2 separate regions of the Homo sapiens genome follow, and region 2 is linked to region 1. Evidence: read pairs that join two places in POLR2A ChIA-PET (ENCODE). Cell type or tissue: PC-3. All regions are shown on one strand. Links, peaks and the distances in the headings refer to the core of each region. The heading gives the core; the rest is flanking DNA. Region 1 overlaps DST (dystonin). Region 2 overlaps DST (dystonin).

The links. Peaks named below come from ENCODE experiments on the same cell type or tissue, not always from the same donor. Only the 100,000 strongest peaks of a DNase experiment are listed, where the experiment ranks them.
Region 2: POLR2A ChIA-PET joins it to region 1 with 10 read pairs; 2 of 35 experiments call an interaction of 5 or more read pairs at or near these places.

What each region holds. Positions count from the first base shown.
Region 1 is chr6:56,633,139-56,643,823 of GRCh38, forward strand. It overlaps DST (dystonin), which reads right to left. Exons shown (of 104, transcript NM_001374736.1): 16 at 9,272-9,365; 17 at 8,809-8,963; 18 at 7,005-7,467; 19 at 6,791-6,919; 20 at 6,558-6,635; 21 at 6,312-6,473; 22 at 6,121-6,225; 23 at 3,419-3,514; 24 at 2,451-2,576; 25 at 1,663-1,815; 26 at 1,324-1,478; 27 at 994-1,120. Among named protein-coding and RNA genes, the nearest start is that of DST-AS1, 210 kb to the right of the region's middle. In PC-3, for the core only: a CTCF peak has its summit at 4,621 (motif pointing right); a DNase peak (open chromatin) is centred at 4,663; H3K4me3 peaks cover 297 bases; H3K27ac peaks cover 627 bases.
Region 2 is chr6:56,885,706-56,896,390 of GRCh38, forward strand. All of the region lies in intron 3 of DST (dystonin), which reads right to left. Among named protein-coding and RNA genes, the nearest start is that of DST-AS1, 47 kb to the left of the region's middle. RefSeq lists enhancers at 1,843-2,012, 4,995-5,054 and a cis regulatory region at 1,928. In PC-3, for the core only: a CTCF peak has its summit at 6,264 (motif pointing right); a DNase peak (open chromatin) is centred at 5,086; H3K27ac peaks cover 1,587 bases.

The DNA of each region.
Region 1 (10,685 bases), core at 1,540-9,539:
AATCATAAATAGGAACATTTGAAATTAACTGTCTTTTTCATTAACAATTTTAGGTGGTTTTTTTTTGTTTTTTGTTTTGAGACGGAGTTTCACTCTTTTTTTTTTTGAGACGGAGTCTCGCTCTGTCGCCCAGGCTGGAGTGCAGTGGCGGGATCTCGGCTCACTGCAAGCTCCGCCTCCCGGGTTCACGCCATTCTCCTGCCTCAGCCTCCCAAGTAGCTGGGACTACAGGCGCCTGCCACTACGCCCGGCTAATTTTTTGTATTTTTAGTAGAGACGGGGTTTCACCGTTTTAGCCGGGATGGTCTCGATCTCCTGACCTCGTGATCCGCCCGCCTCGGCCTCCCAAAGTGCTGGGATTACAGGTGTGAGCCACCGCGCCCGGCCGAGACGGAGTTTCACTCTTATTGCCCAGGCTGGAGCGCGATCTCAGCTCACTGCAACCTCTGCCCCCCAGGTCCAAGCAATTCTCCTGCCTCAGCCTCCCGAGTAGCTAAGATTACAGGCATGCACCACCACACCTGGCTAGTTTTGTATTTTTAGTAGAGACAGGGTTTCTCCACGTTGGTCAGGCTGGTCTCGAACTCCAGACCTCTTAGGTGATCCACCTGCCTCGGCCTCCCAAAGTCCTGGGATTACAGGCGTGAGCCACCGCGCCCAGCCAACAATTTTAGGTTTTAACGACAAAGAAAAACAAGTCTACGAAACTCAAATGAAATCAACTGTACCCATCATCGTATATCCAACAACTACATTCTGCCTCCCTATCTCACAGTAAGTTCTGAATGAAATTTGTGATCTCCAGATTTCCTCAGTTCTTAAAAAGTGCCTTATATGCTATGGGCATATAACAAATATTCATTGAATAAATGAATATTAGCATGGATTTGCCGGACTCCATCCTATTCTAAAGCAAATACAAACTCTACGACACATATGAAAAGGCATGCACATTTTTGGACATATCGAGTTGACATACAGATTCATACTTACTGAAGCCACATTGCTAGCTCGAATTCTATCAATTTCATTGATGAGATAATGCCAGGATACTACACTCTTCATGTTTATGTGAGACTCATGCCAAAGAGTCAGGACATTCTGATACTGTTGCTCAATTCTGAAATACATGAAAGAGAACTCAGATTAATGTTTTTACTCCCTCTGAAAACACACTGCAATTTTTCTTTTTGTGTGAAATATTCCACGGATGAGTTCTAGAGACTTTTGATCCTGTGGGGCCTTGACAAAGTATTGATTGTTCCTTCAACCTTCAGAGGGCCCCCAAAACTAGCTCAACATTTTTAGCTAATATATACAAACCTGTTGGCAAGGTCCACCGCTTCTTTGTTTGGTGGAGGAACGGTGAAGCACACAGATGGGACCATAGCCTCATTCCCAGTAGGACTAATGACCTTCCATTTAGCACGATGAGAGTTATTCGCCAAAACACATTCATCGTCTTTGTAAATGGTTATCTGGTTTAAAATAAAGAGCAGAATAACTCAATGAGGTCACTGTTAACTGTTTTCCATACTCAATCCTGGGATTTTTTTTGTTTTATGAGGCGGGAAATCTTGATCACTAGTTAGCAATATGATCTCATTTACAAAATATATGAATAATGACAGAAACTGGTCTGTTTCTAGGAGTTACAAGTACCTCAATTTGTCTGTAGTCACAGATAGCTTTGATCGGAATAGAAGTTTTGAGTGGACAGTCAGAATTCCTTGGCTTCAGTTGAATTATTGTTTTTGCTTTTCCCATTAGGTTTGCTATAGTGCTTTTGTACTGCAGAAGTTCTTCTTTCTCTTCCTAAGTAATAAATACAGTGAATTTTAAGAAGTAAAAGACTTGTACTCTCCATGCCTTCAGCACTTTACACAAATTAAACTTCATCAGAAAAGTCTTCTCTCTGACTACCTAGTCTAAATTTTCAATCTTTCCTCCTCCACCCCATCTTGTATCCCTCTTCCTTTCTTTGGTTTGTTTGGTTTTCTTTTTCCTCTTTGGCATTTACACTACCTAACATACTATACAAATTTTACTTATTTATTCTGTTTATTGTCTAACTCCCTCTCTAGCATGTAAGCACCACAAAGGTAGAGATTCTTGTCTGCTTTGTTCACTGCTGTAGCTCTAGAACCTAAAACAGTGCCCAGGATATATTAAGAACTTAAAAAGTATTTGCAAAATGAATAACTAAACACACACGTGCACACACACACACACGACACTAAAAACCATCTTAAAATATCAAAGCTATCACATTAAAAAAACACTTCTGTTGTATTTGTTGCCAAAAGAATACTAAAACTGAATGTGCAAATGTGTAATTGAATTAGTGGGAAATATCAAGAGTGCCAATAAAATACAAAGTTCTGCTCATATAAAACACTAATCTAATCACTTATGCATACTTATAAAATGCATAGGTTTTGTATTAGTACCATTGATTCCTGAACAAGGTCTTCTAGCTTGTGAATGCTGCTTGATCTATCACAGCTGTACTTCCGCTGAATGGCATCTTTTAGATTCCTTAAGTAATCAGTAGCTTCTTTGGCATCATTGAAAAACTAAGGAAAGATGAAACCTGGAAGTTAAAGTATGTTAAATACCAGCAAAGCACACAGTTGTCACACTCCAATACCAAGGTCCTATGTGTACCCCTCATAAGTGAGAAGAGAATAAAAGCACAAGATAGCTTAATAGTCACATCTTTCCTTGGACCAAAGAATAACCCTTGAAGTTGAATAGTTATGAATGAACATACTAAGTGTCCAAAGCTTATATGATGTTTTGGCTCTCTATTATTTTGGCTGAAGGTCCATTTTAAATTAGGATTTAAACAATTTTTAAGTAGGAGTGAAATTCCAAGAATACTTAAAAACTTCTATGGTTTTAGAAGTTAAATGGTTATAGATGGTTGATTCTCTATATGAAAACAGTTCCTAAATAAGAGACACATTTGTAGAATAGAATAAAGATTTTATGATATCTTAAGAATTTTTAAAGGATTCCTGCATTAACAGAATACTTCAATCTATCTCATAGGACATAAAACCAACTCTTTCGGCCTACAAAGAAAACAATTCACATATATATATATATATATATACACACACACACAAACACACACACACACACACATATACATATATACATATATAACAGTGTGTGTATATATGTGTATATATGTATATGTATGTGTATATATATGTGTGTGTATATATATACACACATATATGTGTATACGTATGTGTGTATATATATACACACATATATGTGTATATATATATGTGTGTATATATATACACAGAAACACATTGTTATCCTAACAATAAATTATGAAAAAGATTCCTGCAAGTTAGCCAAAATCACAATACCATCTATTGAAGTTATGATTCTACTCACATACCTCGAAATACGCTGTGTTCTCCTTTATGTGCTGCTCCACACACTGGCAGAGCTGTAAGATCCAGCTCCACTGCGTCTGCATTGCCGCTCTGTAGGCCTTAAAGATAAAACAGAGCCATCATAACTGACTGGGGAGAAATAAGGCACACATACCTTTTGATATCGATGCTTCTAAATGCTAACTCTACTATCTAAATAGATGACCAATTGTTTTGGCAGAATAAGACTTGGAAATTAGGGCAGTGGCTGGGCATGGTGGCTCACGCCTGTAGTCCCAACACTTTGGGAGGCCAAGGCAGGCAGATCACCTGAGGTCAGGAGTTCAAGACCAGCCTGGCCAACATGGTGAAACCCCATCTCCACTAAAAAATACAAAAATTAGCCAGGTATGGTGGCACGCGCCTGTGATCCCAGCTACTCAGGAGGCCAAGGCAGGAGAATTGCTTGAACCCAGGAGGCGGAGGTTACAGTGAGCCAAAATTGCGCCATCGCACTCCAGCCTGGGGAACAAGAGTGAAACTCCACCTCAAAAAACAAAAACAAACAAACAAACAAAAAAAAAACAAGAAAATCAGGGCAGTAAAATTTTCCTCTTATCTAAGACTTCTCACTTGTACAAAGTCAGTCCTAAAGTTTAAATATAAATTCTTAAACCACTCCAGTTGATTTCTTTTCAATTTTAAACTTCTTGAAATTTCTTATTAAAATATAAGAAAAAAATTATCTCTGGCTACGGGAAAAAATATTTAAAAACTAAAATAAATGCAAGCTATCCCTCCTGTTTACAAAACCAACACTTGACTCCTTTGCCACCAACTCTTACATCTGCTTTGTGGAATCCTCCGATATGTTTTCTTTCGTGGCACATTCATCTCTCCTTTCTCTGAATTTTTACGGTGCTAGATCATAAAATATACCTTCTAACACAGAAATATATGGTTATGTCGGTTTCTCTTTGTTTTTGCTGGGATGAGGTTTGGGGAGGGTGGAAAAGAAAATGTGTGTACTCCCAAATTGGTGTAATTCTGGAATTATAATGATGATAATACTAGGAATTTTTATTTTAAAAATGTGTTTCTTGAACTTCTAATTTAATAGAGAGTGTATCTTTCATGAGGGTAAACAATATTGTACAAAGGATACCTCCTTCCTCAAGGAAACATGAAATACTCTTTTCTATTTAAGGTGCAATTCATTGATTTCCAGAAGAGGGCACTCGAGATGCTTTAATGACTATTTTAAGTAAGCCTGTCATTTTCCCTCCTTTTGGAAAAGTTCATTCCTGCTGAGCTATACTTAGGCAGGACTTCCGAATGGAATGTATGATGCAGCATTGAATATCTGGCAACATATCATGATCATATTCTACCTCAAATTAAGCTACTTTCAGTAAATTGGCTATAAAAGATGTATCATATTTTTTTCATATAAAATATGAAACAGTATTGATAATTAACTAAATATTATCCATGTACCCAAACAAGACACAGGACAGGCCGATGGGATCATAAAGATGACTAAGGTTTCATTTTACTTCTTAAGAAATTTTTTATTAATTAAATTATAATTTTTACATAAAAGTGATCAGAGTGACATTCACATGTTCCATTCCCATCAAAATTCTTGGCCCATAATAGTATTTCCTAACAGTTTTCATCTCTCCACCCTAAGAAATACTCTTTTTAGTGTATTAGTGTACAAAACCACATCCCAGGCCCTCCATTACTCTCCTTTCCCTAAAGATTCCCTACTCTTCTACGTTTTTAACATTCATATGTGACATTTCATGTAGACACAAAACCGTATTTTATATAAAAGATCATACATAACATCCCTAAAACTTCCTGATGAGCCTAGAATTGTACTAATCTTTTGAGTTATTATGATTTCAGTGAATCTATCAGATTCCTTTCCTCAATTGTGAGTTTGAAGCATGACAACTTTCAGGACCAGCATCATTTTTTTTCCTCTGGCAAAATATCACATCTGACTGCCCATGTGTGACAATCCCTACTTTCTTACATAATCCCCCTATTCTCCATTCAGAAAGTCACTAACTCTGTCTAATATACAATTTAAAACATTGTCCCAACTGCATAGGCAACCTGATAAATCCCATCTCAATTTTCCACTTCTGAATTTGAAATGTTCACTGCACATTATAAAGCCTTGTCAGGATGCTGTCCCAATACACCTCACAAAACCAGAGCATAAATAAAAGTATTAAATTGAATCATAACAGCTGGTATTTTTTTGAGAACAAATAATGTACCAAAAACTATACTAAGCAGTAAGAGTAAATTATTTCCTTCTTATTCTCATCACAACTCTATGGATTAGAGGTAATCTCTCCCATTCTTGGTAGGAAAATGAGGCTTGGCAATACTATGTCACTTGTGCAATGTTACACAATCAGAAATAAATAATATGGCAATGCTTACACAGAGAAGGTACTTCATATTTACAGCAATACATCTTCTCAGCCACAGAGGCTGACAAGGGTACTTTTATTCTAAGTGATGGGTGACATACTTAGAGCCAGAGAACTGAAGGCAATCAGTACAATTTGTCAGAAACATTTCTGAGCCAGGTTTTAATAAAAGTTAGATGGCTTGTAATTTTCAACTTCTCAGCAATAAAAGAATCTGAAGGGAAATAATCATATCAATATTCAACCAACACCATTACACTTTCCAGCTTTACCTCAATAGTTAACCGGGCTGGATGATTTTCTAGAAGTAGCTGCTCTGCTATCTCCTGAACTGATTTAATATTTTCTTCCTTTTGATCAAGTTCTCTCATTAATTCCTTCAAGAAATAATTAAGAAGTGTGTTAGAAAAATATATAAACCTAAAATGCAACCCTAGTATGCAAGTACAAAGGGTGTACTTACAGCATGATAATCTTTTTTCCTAGCTATGTTGGTGTTTCTCTCACTCCAGTCATAAGCAACTTCCTCCTCTTCTTTTTCATTCAACCAAATAAGTTCATTAGTCGCACGACTTACAAAATTATGGAGTGTATCAAGGTGCCGTTCTTGATTCCTGGATGTATTCTTTAGTAAGGAAAATCATCATAAGAATCATGTTTTTGCCAAATATAGATAAGGGAAACAGAAGGTTTAAAAAAAAAAACTTACCAAGAGTTTTGCATACTGACTCTCTAATCTGTGCAACTTTTCTGCATAAGTCAGTTTAAGAGGTGCTGTCATTTGAATCTATAACATGAGATTAAAAAGACACTCCAGTCAGGAATCTGAAGGAATTCTGACTCACACTTAATGTATCTATTATTGATTTACAGGGTCTTCATGTAAAAAGCAAAACAAGAGTAAACTAAAATGAAATATATACAAATTTTAAATTCACATACCTCACTGATTTTAGCTTCTTTGAGACTAGATTCAAATTCTTCAATAGCTCTATGAACATTTTTATGATTTTCTAAATGGCTTTCAACACTTGGCAAATCTGAGCCCCACTCAGTGCGGTCCAGTTGTACCTTCAGACAGTAAAATACTAAGTTTAAAAAAGAAATTGATAACAATAAAGACTGAAACACTCAGGTAAAGTAAACATTTTTTTACCTGCATCTCATCAACCCAATTCAAAAGATCCTGAACAAATTTCATATTGATTTCTTCTTCTGTTAAATTTTGATCCAGCAAAGAAGACTTTAGAAGGGGTTTTCGGATCTGCATCAACTTCAAAGTTTGCAATGAATTTGGCTCTACTCCTGAACTGAAATTTGGAACTAATCCTGATGGGAAACCAGGTGTATAAGCTGGAGTGACAGATGGAGTCAGGCGGGAAGTCATCCCTGATGACAGGCCAGAAGTCATACTAGAAGAGGTTAGGGAAGGTGTTAAACTCTGGGTCAGCCCTGAGGTCAGACTAGGGTGTAAGGTCTGTGCAAATCCTGAGTTTAAACTTTGAGTGATTCCTGATATCATGAGCTTTGTCTGTTCTGTTGTCAGTATGCGTCCTTTGCTGTACACAGAAGAACATTCGTTCCTTAAGGCCATAATTTCGTCACGCAGTTTTGCAACCCTGAAAAGAAAATCCAAAGGGATAAGGTGAAATATAAAGGCACTTGTAACAAAGAGTGAACTCTAATGTTAATTATAGGTTTTAGTTAATAATGATGTATCAATGTTGGCTTATCAGTTTTAGCAAATGTGCCACACTAATGCAAGATGTAAATAACAGGGGAAGAGGGAGGTATAAGGGAGCATATGGGAACTCTGTATTTTTCACTCAATTTTTCAGTATGCCTAAACGGCTCAAAAATACAAACAAGCAAAATGAGGAGGCAATTGAAATCACATTGCTAAAATTTTGCATCATGATTTTTTTCAATGAGCATTGTACTATGAGGACTTTCAATCTTATTTGTCTTTATAACTATGATTTATAATGAATACAATTACTATAGCATAATATGATCATTTTTACATTTATGTATATATTTTTCATATTTAGAATTACTATAGATTCCTAAAGGTGAAATTACTGAGTCAAAGGATCATTTAAAATTTTTGCATTTACATATTTATGCACAGAGAGAGAGAGAGAGAGAGAGAGAGAGAGAGAGGTTATAGCCTGAAATATTCCATACTTACCCCCATACACACACTTCTCAGTGATAAAGGTTTTTATACACGTATTTTCTTTCAAGATTTTGTTATGAACATTTTCATAATAGGATAAACAGAAAACTAAAAAGCTGAATTAAAAATGACACTTTTTGGCCAGGCATGGTGGCTCATGCCTATAATCACAGCATTTTGGGAGGCTGAGGCAGGTGGATCACTTAAGGTCAGGAGTACAAGACCAGCCTGGCAAACATGGCAAAACCCTGCCTCCACTAAAAATACAAAAAATTAGCCAGGTGTGGTGGCGGGTGCCTGTAATCCCAGCTACTAGGGAGGCTGAGACATGAGAATCGCCTGAACCCAGGAGGCAGAGGCTGCAGTGAGCCGAGATCACACCACTGCACTCCAGCCTGGGTGAGAGAGCAAAACTGCATCTCAAAGAACAAAAAACAGACACTTTTCTTAGATTTTTTTCTCTTTCAAACATCCCATGAATACTTTAAATGTATGTAAATGTATGCATGTAACTTACATCTATATCTAGGGTATTCATTTTAACGAGTTAGTTACTGCAGCAGTATTATACGCACCATAAAATATTTTTTCTATTGCTAATCTTTAAAAGACAAGTACCTACTTAAACACCAAAATATATAAAAATGTGACACACATTTTCAACTAAAAAACAGCAAAGAAATATATTTCATAAAATTTTCATACTCTACATTCCTATTTCAAATGCCCATGAAACAGTTACACAAAAAAAGGACAGAGAAAGAATAAGTAGCACTCTTACCTCTGTACCAATTGATCTGCCTGGTAGTATTTTCCATCAATAAGAATCTGTACATCAATTACATGCTGGCGTAAAAGGTTCTCACATTCAAGTATATACCCAGCAATTTCTGCTTCATTCTGAAACTGCACTCCTGATTCTAATCTTTTAGAATCCTGTATTTTAAAAGAACTCAGTATTAATTCTGTGAAACAAGTTTCAAAACAACCTGAAATATAAAACATCAAATATTGGAACAGAAGCCTACTTGGGCTTTCTTTAGTTTTCCTTGTTGGTTCAAAAATATGTTTTCCCTCTTCTTGTCTCTCAAGAGAGCAAACACCAATCATAATCTTTAACAAACTTTAAGTTTCAGTGGAGAGTATTACGAAGAATCAACCAAACATTATGTAAAAGTTTTAGTTCATCCAAACGCACAGTGACTCCTCTACCACAACCCCAATGGCTCCTAAAATTAACTTACAGACTGAAGAGCATTTCCAGCAAGAATCAGTTTGTCTTCACAGATGACACTGTCCCTCTGAACTCTGTTGGCAATCTGTTGCAACATTTCTAACCTAAAAGATGAGACAAAATAAAATAAAGCTTCTCCCTTTGAAGTCAAAGAGCTCACCATTCCTGAAAAGTGCTGCCCATCAAAAAGTAAAACACAATCCCACACCAATGATTCAATACCTGTGTCCATCAAAGGATTCACTGCCGAAGCTAATGCAAGAGTTGATCAGTGTTGGACCACAATGAACCAAGAGAAGATTTTCATTTGAATCAAGACTGGTTCGAGTGCTGGTAGTGTTACTAAACACAGAATCACTGCTACGGTAACTATAACTACTACTGTGCATTTTTATTCCTGAAACGATGTTCTTTCTTTCACCTTTCAAAGTAGACTAAAAGGTAGGAGGTCTGGAAAAAGCTCTACTTCTAACGGTGAAAAGTGGCAGCTGAATATTACAGCTTTTAGTGGCTCCTTAAATATGCTTCAACATGCATATGCAACACACAGCAAATAATATGCTGATAACTATTCAAAAGAATCTAGCCTAAAGCCATTCGTTTGCTAGCTGAGGTTTGCCTTTTGTAGCTTGTATTAAAACCCTACAAGTATGAACAAAGCAGGCAGATTGGGCGTCACTGGAAAGGATATGCCAAATATTTGCACTAAGAGTCATCCAATTGCAACCACCTAAAAAACAACTCAGATGCCTCACAGATGTCCAGGACAACTAGTAAAGATTATTCTGGCAATACCAATCATTAGCTAAAAGAACACAAATATCCAATCATAGTCTGACTTCTGCAAAAGACCAGGTCTGTGCTGAATAATGTAAGGAAGGCAAACAGCTAGAAATTATGAAGTACCTATAAACAAATGAATTTGATGAGAAGCAAAGTACGCTTCCATTTTAACCACCATGTCATTTGTTTATTAGGTTAAATTAATGGAAAAAGTATCCATTTACCTTTCTTTATATGACACGCTCCCAGTAATGTTACTTCTAAACCTACTATAAAGTGCCAAGTAGAATACTGATGCAATGCTTACAAATTTAATTTGTCTGTGCTTGTTTTTCCATTCTATAGGATATTACATGGCATAAGAACACTGGCTCTTTCCCATTTGTTTTTCATACACTTCCATGCCACATAGCTATTACTCGCAATACATAGACAATGCCAAAAAATTCGCATGAAGAAACATGAAGGCATTTATCCAACCAGCCTCCTAAATATTTTCCTACCTCCAATAATACTGTTACTTCTCCACTCTAAGAATAGATATTTTTCTTTTCAGGGGTCAAGAAAGGGGAAATTTGAGAGTGCCACACCAATTGCTTCTTGGCCTTTTGGCTAAGATCAAGTGTGAGAGTGCCACATCA
Region 2 (10,685 bases), core at 1,314-9,313, 250 kb after region 1:
GAAACAAGGTGTCATCGCTGAGGAACAACACCTCACCCAATACCAAACCTGCTGATGCCTTGGTCTTGAACTTTCTAGGTTCCAGAAGAGTGAGAAAATAAATTTCTATTATTTATAAATTACCCAGTCTCAGGTATTCTCTTATAGCAACACAGATGGACTAAGACAGTGTCTGATCCCCATCGATCTTAGTAATACTGAGCTGCATGTAGCAAGGGTCAATGTAGATTAGCCAGTGGTATTACCCAGTATCAGAGTTGATTATCTAATTTACCAATTCATAATTGAATAGGGTGTGTGGAGGAGCAGCATGGGCTTGATAGTATTAGACCAAAGTGGACTTGCCAATACACAGGTAGCCTAGGGTGGCCAACACAGATAATGCAGGCTGTGAGCAGACTCTCAAAGATGTAAAGCTACTCCCTGGGAATGAGTCACATTGGGATACTGAATAATTCCTCCAGTCAAATGGAATCTATATTCTTCTCCCTGGAAGTTCTCACCCAATTCTCTAAGCATTGTCAGAGATAAAGACTAAATAAACATAGGATAAACACAGGAGACAACAGACTGCAAGGATGAGAGAGGTCTGCTTCTAACTGACCTTATGAACTTAAGCCAATCACCTACTCACTGAGGTTTAGTTTTGTCAAACTGGATCAATAATATATGCCATACCCAACACACAGGGTGTTTGTTCAGGAGATAATGAATATGAGCAGTCTTTGAAAGTATGAAGTGCTACTTAACTACGAAGTACTACTCCAAAGCTATAATTTTCCTGAAACAGCCAGGCATGGTGGCTCACGCCTGTAATCCCAGCATTTTGGGAGGCCGAGGCGGGCAGATCACCTGAGGTTAGGAGTTCGAGACCACCCTGACCAACATGGAGAAACCCCGTCTCTACTAAAAATACAAAATTAGCTGGGTGTGGTGGCACATGCCTGTAATCCCAGCTGCTCGGGAGGCTGAGGCAGGAGAATTGCTTGAACCCAGGAGGTGGAGTTTGCGGTGAGCCGGAGATCGTGCCATTGCACTCCAGCCTAGGCAATGAGAGTGAAACTCAGTCTCAAAAAAAAAAAAAAAAAAAAAATTCCTGAAACATTACTGTCATTTCTAGAACTGAATTCTCATCTCCCAAAGCACAAACTAAATTTTGTTCAATTTCCATAGATTGATTTTTTTGAAACACAATCATCATCTCAGAACTAAAATAAATAAATAAAGAGAGAGAGACAGAAAATATTGAGAGAAATCAGACCCTTATCACTCACTTGGAGGTGGTTTAGAAGAGTAAAACAAAAATGATGTTTGGAAAAATTAAGAATTAGACTTAGGAGAAAAGTTCAGAGAGATAGAACCATGAGCCTAGAAAAGAAACAATTTATTGATTTTCAAGTACAATTAACTTGCTGCTAATTAGCACTATTTAATGGTAGGAGATTGTATCACTAAAAGTACTGAAGCAGAGAGGAATCTAGCATTACAAAAACTGTTAAGTCAGATGAGCTCTAAGATCCCCTCAAGCTTTAACATTCTTTGATTCACAAAGACTGAGAGTGACACGGTAGCAGGTGGCTATGCTTCATCCTCTCCACAGAGGATACCACAATAAGAAATGGTCTTAAATTGTAAGGCATGGGATTTAGGGCAAAGATCAAGGAGTTGTTTCAGGCAGAGATGGCTGTTAAATTCCAAACAGAATTCTGAGGTAAGCTATGGCTGTGTCCTTTAAAATAAAGGAAGCTATACCCATCTTACCAGAGCAATTTAAGGATTTCTTTGGTTAGAGGTGAAATAATAAACTAGACCATCTTTGAAGGGGCTTTCTTTTCAGTCCTTTGATCCATAGTTGTCCATGAAAATTTTCAAAGTGTAAGTGACTATCTAAATGTTTTCTTTAAGTTTCCTTGGTTTGGAGATTAAAGAATTTAAGGTTTTTTTTATTTAAGACAACAGGTTGTCATCACATACAAGAAAGACATAGAAAGAATGGCAAGAGGTCTTGCTTCAGTCAAAATACTGACCTCAAAAAAGAATCATGAGTTATGAACACATGCTTATTTTTCTCCAAGCAGAACACATGAATCCCTTTACCAAGTTAATCTTGGTTTCATGAGTTGTTTATAGAGACTAAACTGTTCATTCAATACAGTCTACCTACCTTGCACATTCTTGTGCCCCTGTGCATTAATTATTCCAATACCTTACTGTAATTTATTATAGCAAGCCTATAATAAATGAAATCTTTTTTTTTTTTTTTTGAGATGGAGTCTCGCTCTGTTACCAGGCTGGAGTGCAGCAGTGCGATCTCGGCTCACTGCAACCTCTGCCTCCCGGGTTCAAGCGATTCTCCTGCCTCAGCCTCCCAAGTAGCTGAGACTACAGGCACGTGCCACCATGCCCAGCTAAGTTTTGTATTTTTAGTAGAGACGGGTTTCACCATGTTGGCTGGGATGGTCTCAATCTCTTGACCTCGTGATCCGCCCGCCTCAGCCTCCCAGTGTGCTGGGATTACAGACGTGAACCACCACACCTGGCCATAAATGAAATCTTTTATAAAATTCTATTAATTATGAACCTAAAAAGGGAGGTACAGCAATATGTAGCAAAGACTCAGTACATTGAATGGGTGTCATTCAAAAAAATTCTTTTCAGATAATTAGCAAAAGAAATTTGACTTTATTAATCAATTCATTCTCCAGAATTCCAAAGGGGAAAAGGAAACAAATGTTTCCTCTAAGAGCTTTGGATTTGCTAGTTAATTAGCCAAAGTAAGGTATGAGTTGTACAGTTATGCCTTCCACAAAAGGGGAAATATCCTAAGGTTATGCACATAGAGCTGCCTGGTCCTACATATTTGAAAAGGAAAGGGAAAAGGAAGACCATTTTAATAATCTAAGCAGGAAAGGAACACAGAAACACCCTGCTATATTTTCAAGAGATCAAGGATATATGCTTAAGTCTTTCCTACACTCCAAAAAGTTCCCAACTACAAATATGACAAAATCTGGTTAATTTAATTATTACAAATTAAAGCTATATAATGTTCCAAAATATACTGCAGCCTTACAAAAACCTAAGCTGTAATCAGAAAAACAGAAAATTTCCCCAAGACTGAAAAACAGAAACCCACAACAGAAGGAAAAGAAGGGTGAGGTCAAGGAAGTGGTGGTTTAGTTGGGGAGAGTTCAGGGAAGGGAAAATCTAATGAGTACATCTGGGACTTCATTTCCTGCTATTTTCTCTAGTCTCTACCTGAGTGGCCTTTTCTTGGCCTAAAATGAATAGCCTTAAATCAAAGTCAAGAGCTACCTAGACCCATGTCTGCTTAAGGCATTTATATTTCTGAGTGAAGAGTTGGAAGTTATAAGCGATCCTCAGTCCTCTTCCCAAACTCTCATCACTGGCAGACTCCAAGGCTCAGACCTCAAGTGTCTTCTCTTCTCTATCAAATTCATTTTCGGAGTCATCCCACCCAGTCTTATAGATTTAATAACATCTATGTACAAATAATTCTCACATCTTCCATGAAATCCAGACACAAGAATATCTAATAGTTATTTCAAACTTCACATATCCAAATCAGAAAATTTTCTTTCCAATCCTCAATCCAAACCTGCTTCTTCCTTTGTGCTTACCATTTCAGAAAAGAGGATCACCCAATCACCTGTGTTAGGCCCATATGTCCTCCAACTCCTCAGTCAAAACTGTCAGGTTCAAAAATCCCATTGCTTGATGGTGGTGGGAGCCCAAAAGTAAGAAAACAGGTGCTCAGAGGCTAAGATTTTGCCAGCAGGGAGAACAAGCTGCAGCTTTGGCAATAACCTGGGAACACTAGCAATTTTTAATTATACTTTTTCAGCTCAGTGAGAAAGTCTCAAAGATTCTAAGTCACCAGGAAATGCAGGCAATGCTGTTGCAGTGTGCAAAAAACTGGAATCAGTGAAATGTAACAGGAGTAGAGTCAGTATGTTTGATTATTTCCTGATGCTCTAAAACTGTTATTTCCCCATACCCACCCCCAATCTCAAACACATAAATACTTTTTGGGTCTGAAAGTTGTACATTAACAGGTTCATGTGAGCAGGCAGTAGGGCAAAATTACTCTTGCTTACTTCTTGCTACCTCCTAGGTGCCCTGCCACAGAAAGAGGGGGCCAATTTTGCCAATAAAATGATGGCAAAAATGATGTTTGAGGTTTACCTATGGTTTTCAATACCATTTTAAAGATAGGTTTTAATTGATGTAATAGTTTAAAAACACAAAGATTTCATCCATATCTACCATCTATGCAGTTAGAAAAATGAGACTCAAAGTAATTAAAATACTTCAGGAAGGCTGATGAGGATAAATGTCTAGCACTAGAATTGTAATCATGGGGAGTTCTCCATTCCTTACTCAAAAACGGCTCAAGCCAAGAGTGCCTAGGTTTAAATGTTAACTCCATGATCTACCAGCTGTATGACCTTGACACATTTCCTCCCTGGAAAGTGAGCACCGACTCCAGAGAATCGCTGAGAAGATAAAATGAGAGAAAAACAGAGAAGAGTGCAGAGAACAATGCCCATGTATTGTCAATGAGGTAAACATGCAGTAATGCAAGAGTTCTTATGATGATGATGATGATGTTTAAAAATCCTGGGATTCAGAAACAAAACAAAATGCTTTGTAATGTGAAAATACTAAGGAATAAATGGAGATCTGGATCTAATTATCTTTTCTGTTTCAAGATGGTAAAAAAAATTCCTAAGCATCCTAGTGACATATCTTAATATACAGTATAAATCCAAATACATATGTACTGAGAGGAAATCAGGATAAATTTTTAGTTTATCCACTTTTAGAAACATCTAAAACAAGGAGTAAAATAAAAAATCTAGATATTATTAAGTTTTTATTAGTGATCCCCATTACAAATTCTTATAGGTATATTTGCATATAGCTTACAAATCCAGAATAAGTAAATAGGTTAAAACAGCTAAGGATGCTAAAGTATTTGCATTTCACATAACACTTCAAGAGGATGGTCTGACTGAAAGTAGCTAAAACTGCACAGTCACGCTTTCTGACTCATCTCCTTTGCAGTTACTTCTGTTTTCAGTCTTTCTCACTCATGGGCCTATTTCTTATTTAGATTGCCACTAGAAATGCCTTGAGTGCTTCATATAAAGTCATTCAAGTAATCCTGAATCACCATAACTGATTTATTTTTACTCCATCTCCAAGCTATAATCAGAGTTGCTTTCATGGCAACACGTCATAACACTGATTTTCTCCAAATGTGTACGTTTAGAAAAGACACAGGCTTTAGACGCATGTTGAATAGGGTGGCTCTAGCAGGCACTACTGGCTGCACCTAACCAAATCCAGAAGAGGACACAAAGCCTCAGTTCAAGCTCATATATGGCATTAAAAGCAGGGAAATGTCGGCAGAGGCCAAAAGGTTCTAGAAGCCTGCACAGGAATTGTGTGAGACAAGGAGCCAACAGCCTTCTCACTACCAACTCTGACAACGTCCAGTCTCTCAGACAACTGACAGGAGATGCAGTAAGACACCCTGAAGACCTCTCCCAGCTGGATGTGGTGGCTCATGCCTATAATCCCAGCACTTTGGGAGGCCGAGGTGTTCTCTTGAGCCCAGGAGTTCAAGACCAACCAGGACAACACAGACAGACTCCACCTCTACAAAAAAAAAGTTAAAATTAGCCAGGCATGAGGCGTGGTAGCGGGCACCTGTAGTCCCAGCTACCCAGAAGGCTGAGGCAGGAGAATGGCGTGAACCGGGAGGTGGAGCTTGCAGTGAGCCGAGATTGAGCCACTGCACTCCAGCCTGGGCGACAGAGTGAGACTCCGTCTCAAAAAAAAAAAAAAAAAAAAAAATTAGCCAGGCATGCTGGCACCTGCCTATAGTCTAAGCTACTCAGGAGGCTGAGATGGGAAGGTTGAGCCCAAGAGGTTGAGGCTGCAGTGAGCCGTGATTGCGCGACTGCACTCCAGCCTGGGTGACAGAGCAAAACCCTGTCTCAAAAAAAAGAAAACTCCTCGGTGGAGCTTGCAGTGAGCTGAGATCGCACCACTGCACTCCAGCCTGGGCAAGAGAGCAAGACTCCGTCTCAAAAAAAAACACTCCTCAGAATGGTTTTTTGCCCATGCAACTGAGTAATCTCCACTGCTATTTGCTGCCCTCTAATCTCCCTCTCTTCCAACAGATCCTTCAGGAGAGAGGGTGAGGCCATCCTCAGATTCCCCACCAGCAGTCATCAGCAGATGTCAGCAGAACACCATGGGTTAGGCCCAAATTCAGGCCCTAATCACCTCACTGCTAGGCTGCCACAGCTACCTAACTGTCCTGCTCTCCTGATGTACCCTGCACATGTTTAATCCTCCTAAAATCATGCTATGATCACACTACTCACCTATTACAGTGTCTTCAGAAGCACAGAAAAGAAAGCTTAAACCAGTGGTTGTCTGAAATGTATGTTGGCCCCTAACTATTTTTTCCAGCTTTATCTTGTATTTCTCTCATATAAATCCCCACATCCAGTCAGTTCTCAGCACTTTTGCTTACTCCACTTCCCGGACCCAGCATCTGCTACCCAGCCAATTCCTATCCCTTTTTTTTTTTTTTTTTTTCAGACAGTGTCTTGCTCTGTCACTCAGGCTGGAGTACAGCAGCATGATCATGGCTTACTGCAGCCTGGAACTCCGGGCTCAAGTGATTCTCCCACCTCAGCCTCTCAAGTAGCTGGGACTACAGGCGTGCACCACCATGACTGGCTAATTTGTTTTTAATTTTTAGTAGAGATAGGGTCTCCCTATGTTGCCCAGGCTGGTTTCAAACTCTTGAGCTCAAGTGATCCTCCCACCTCAGCCTCCCAAAGTACTGGGATTCCAGGTGTGAGCCGCCACGCCCAGCACTACCCATATTTTAAAGCCCAACTCAATCCCAACTTTTCCATAAAGTAATTATGCCTTAACCAACCTATTTAGGGGTGGGGGTCCCCTCTTTGTTCTCTGAATTCCTATAATGCTTACTAATTGTACCAGTCATCATTAGCTATCTTTCATATATCATTCACTCAGTCAATAGTATTCACTCAGATGCCAAATGCCAAACGCCAGATGCCAGGAGATATTCTAGAACCCTTGATATGGGCCTCAAAGAATTCATGGTCTAGGGGAGGAGGAATAAAAGGAAGAAACTACTATTTATTGTTTATTCTATGCAGGTCTTTCCATATGTCAGCTCAGTTCATCCTCATGACTCTATATGGTAGCTATTGTTATCACTTTATTTATTTTTTATTTTTCCAGAAGTTATTGAGGTACAGGTGGTATTTGGTTACATGAGTAAGTTCTTTAGTGGTGATTTGTGAGATTTTGGTGCACCCATCACCCAAGCAGTATACATTGTACCATACTGTTGGCTTTTATCCCTCGCCCTCCTCATACTCTTCCTCCCAAGTCCCCACAGTCCATTTTATCATTCTTACGACTTTGAGTCCTCATAGCTTAGCTCCCACATGTCAGTGAGAACATATGATGTTTGGTTTTCCATTCCTGAGTTACTTCACTTAGAATAATAGTCTCCAATCTCATCCAGGTCACTGCAAATTCTGTTAATTCATTCCTTTTTATGGCTGAGTAGTATTCCATCGTATAGATACACCACAGTTTCTTTATCCACTCGTTGATTGATGGGCATTTGGGTTGGTCCCACAATTTTGGAATTGTGAATTGTACTGCTATAAACACACGTGTACAAGTATATTTTTCATATAATGACTTCTTTTCCTCTGGGTAGATACCCAGTAGTGGGATTGCTGGATCAAATGGTAGTCCTACTTTTAGTTCTTTTTTTTTTTTTTTTTTTTTTTTTATTTTTTTTTATTTTTTATTTTTTATTTTTATTGATCATTCTTGGGTGTTTCTCGCAGAGGGGGATTTGGCAGGGTCATAGGACAATAGTGGAGGGAAGGTCAGCAGATAAACAAGTGAACAAAGGTCTCTGGTTTTCCTAGGCAGAGGACCCTGCGGCCTTCCGCAGCGTTTGTGTCCCTGGGTACTTAAGATTAGGGAGTGGTGATGACTCTCAACGAGCATGCTGCCCTCAAGCATCTGTTCAACAAAGCACATCTTGCACCGCCCTTAATCCATCTAACCCTGAGTGGACACAGCACATGTCTCAGAGAGCACAGGGTTGGGGATAAGGTCACAGATCAACAGGATCCCAAGGCAGAAGAATTTTTCTTAGTACAGAACAAAATGAAAAGTCTCCCATGTCTACTTCTATCCACACAGACCCAGCAACCATCCGATTTCTCAATTTTTTCCCCACCCTTCCCGCCTTTCTATTCCACAAAACCGCCATTGTCATCATGGCCCATCCCCAATGAGCCGCTGGGCACACCTCCCAGACGGGGTCGTGGCCGGGCAGAGGGGCTCCTCACTTCCCAGTAGGGGCGGCCCGGCAGAAGTGCCCCTCACCTCCCAGATGGGGCGGCTGGCCGGGCGGGGGGCTGACCCCCCCACCGCCCTCCCGGACGGGGCGGCTGGCCAGGCAGAGGGGCTCCTCACTTCCCAGTAGGGGCGGCCGGGCAGAGGCGCCCCTCACCTCCTGGATAGGGCGGCTGGCCGGGCAGGGGGGCTGTTCCCCCCACCTCCCTCCCGGACGGGGCGGCTGGCCGGGCAGAGGGGTCCTCACTTCCCAGTAGGGGCGGCCGGGCAGAGGCGCCCCTCACCTCCCGGACGGGGCGGCTGGCCAGGCAGGGGGCTGATCCCCCCACCTCCCTCCCGGACGGGGCGGCTGGCCGGGCGGGGGGCTGACCCCCCCCACCTCCCTCCTGGACGGGGCGGCTGGCCGGGCAGAGGGGTCCTCACTTCCCAGTAGGGGCGGCCGGGCAGAGGCGCCCCTCACCTCCCGGACGGGGCGGCTGGCCAGGCATGGGGCTGATCCCCCCACCTCCCTCCCGGACGGGGCGGCTGGCCGGGCGGGGGGCTGACCCCCCCCACCTCCCTCCCGGACGGGGCGGCTGGCCGGGCAGGGGGCTGACCCCCCCTCCCCCCTCCCGGACGAGGCGGCTGGCCGGGCGGGGGGCTGACCCCCCCACCTCCCTCCCGGATGGGGCGGCTGGCCAGGCGGGGGGCTGACCCCCCCACCTCCCTCCTGGGCGGGGCGGCTGGCCGGGCAGAGGGGCTCCTCACTTCCCAGTAGGGGCGGCCGGGCAGAGGCGCCCCTCACCTCCCGGACGGGGCGGCTGGCCAGGCGGGGGGCTGACCCCCCTACCTCCCTCCCGGACTGGGCGGCTGGCCGGGCGGGGGGTTGACCCCCCACCTCCCTCCTGGACGGGGCGACTGGCCGGGCAGAGGGGCTCCTCACTTCCCAGTAGGGGCGGCCGGGCAGAGGAGCCCCTCACCTCCCGGACGGGGAGGCTGGCCGGGCGGGGGGCTGACCCCCCCCACCTCCCTCCCGGACGGGGTGGCTGCCGGGCGGAGACGCTCCTCACTTCCCAGACGGGGTGGTTGCCAGACGGAGGGGCTCCTCACTTCTCAGACGGGGCGGTTGCCAGGCAGAGGGTTTCCTCACTTCTCAGACGGAGCGGCCGGGCAGAGACACTCCTCACCTCCCAGACAGGGTTGCGGCCCAGCAGAGGCGCTCCTCACATCCCAGACAGGGCGGTGGGGCAGAGGTGCTCCCCACATCTCAGACGATGGGCGGCCGGGCAGAGACGCTCCTCACTTCCTAGATGGGATGGCGGCGGGGAAGAGGCGCTTCTCGCTTCCTAGATGGGATGGCGGCCGGGCAGAGACGCTCCTCACTTTCCACACTGGGCAGCCAGGCAGAGGGGCTCCTCACATCCCAGACGATGGGTGGCCAAGCAGAGACGCTCCTCACTTCCCAGACGGGGTGGCGGCCGGGCAGAGGCTGCAATCTCGGCTCTTTGGGAGGCCAAGGCAGGCGGCTGGGAGGTGGTTGTAGCGAGCCGAGATCACGCCACTGCACTCCAGCCTGGGCACCATTGAGCACTGAGTGAACGAGACTCCATCTGCAATCCCGGCACCTCGGGAGGCCGAGGCTGGCGGATCACTCGCGGTTAGGAGCTGGAGACCAGCCCGGCCAACACAGCGAAACCCCATCTCCACCAAAAAAAAACGAAAACCAGTCAGGCGTGGCGGCGCGCGCCTGCAATCGCAGGCACTCGGCAGGCTGAGGCAGGAGAATCAGGCAGGGAGGTTGCAGTGAGCCGAGATGGCAGCAGTACCGTCCAGCTTTGGCTCGGCATGAGAGGGAGAGGGAGACGGGAGAGGGAGAGGGAGACGGGAGAGGGAGAGGGAGACGGGAGAGGGAGAGGGAGACGGGAGAGGGAGAGGGAGACGGGAGAGGGAGAGGGAGACGGGAGAGGGAGAGGGAGACGGGAGAGGGAGAGGGAGACGGGAGAGCCTACTTTTAGTTCTTTAAGGAATCTCCACACTGTTTTCCATAGTGGCTGATATGGTTTGGCTGTGTCCCCACCCAAATCTCAACTTGAATTGTATCTCCCAGAATTCCCACGTGTTGTGGGATGGACCCAGTGGGAGGTAATTCAATCATGGGGGTCGGTCTTCCCCATGCTATTCTCATGATAGTGAATAAGTCTCATGAGATCTGATGGGTTTATCAGGGGTTTCTGCTTTTGCTTCTT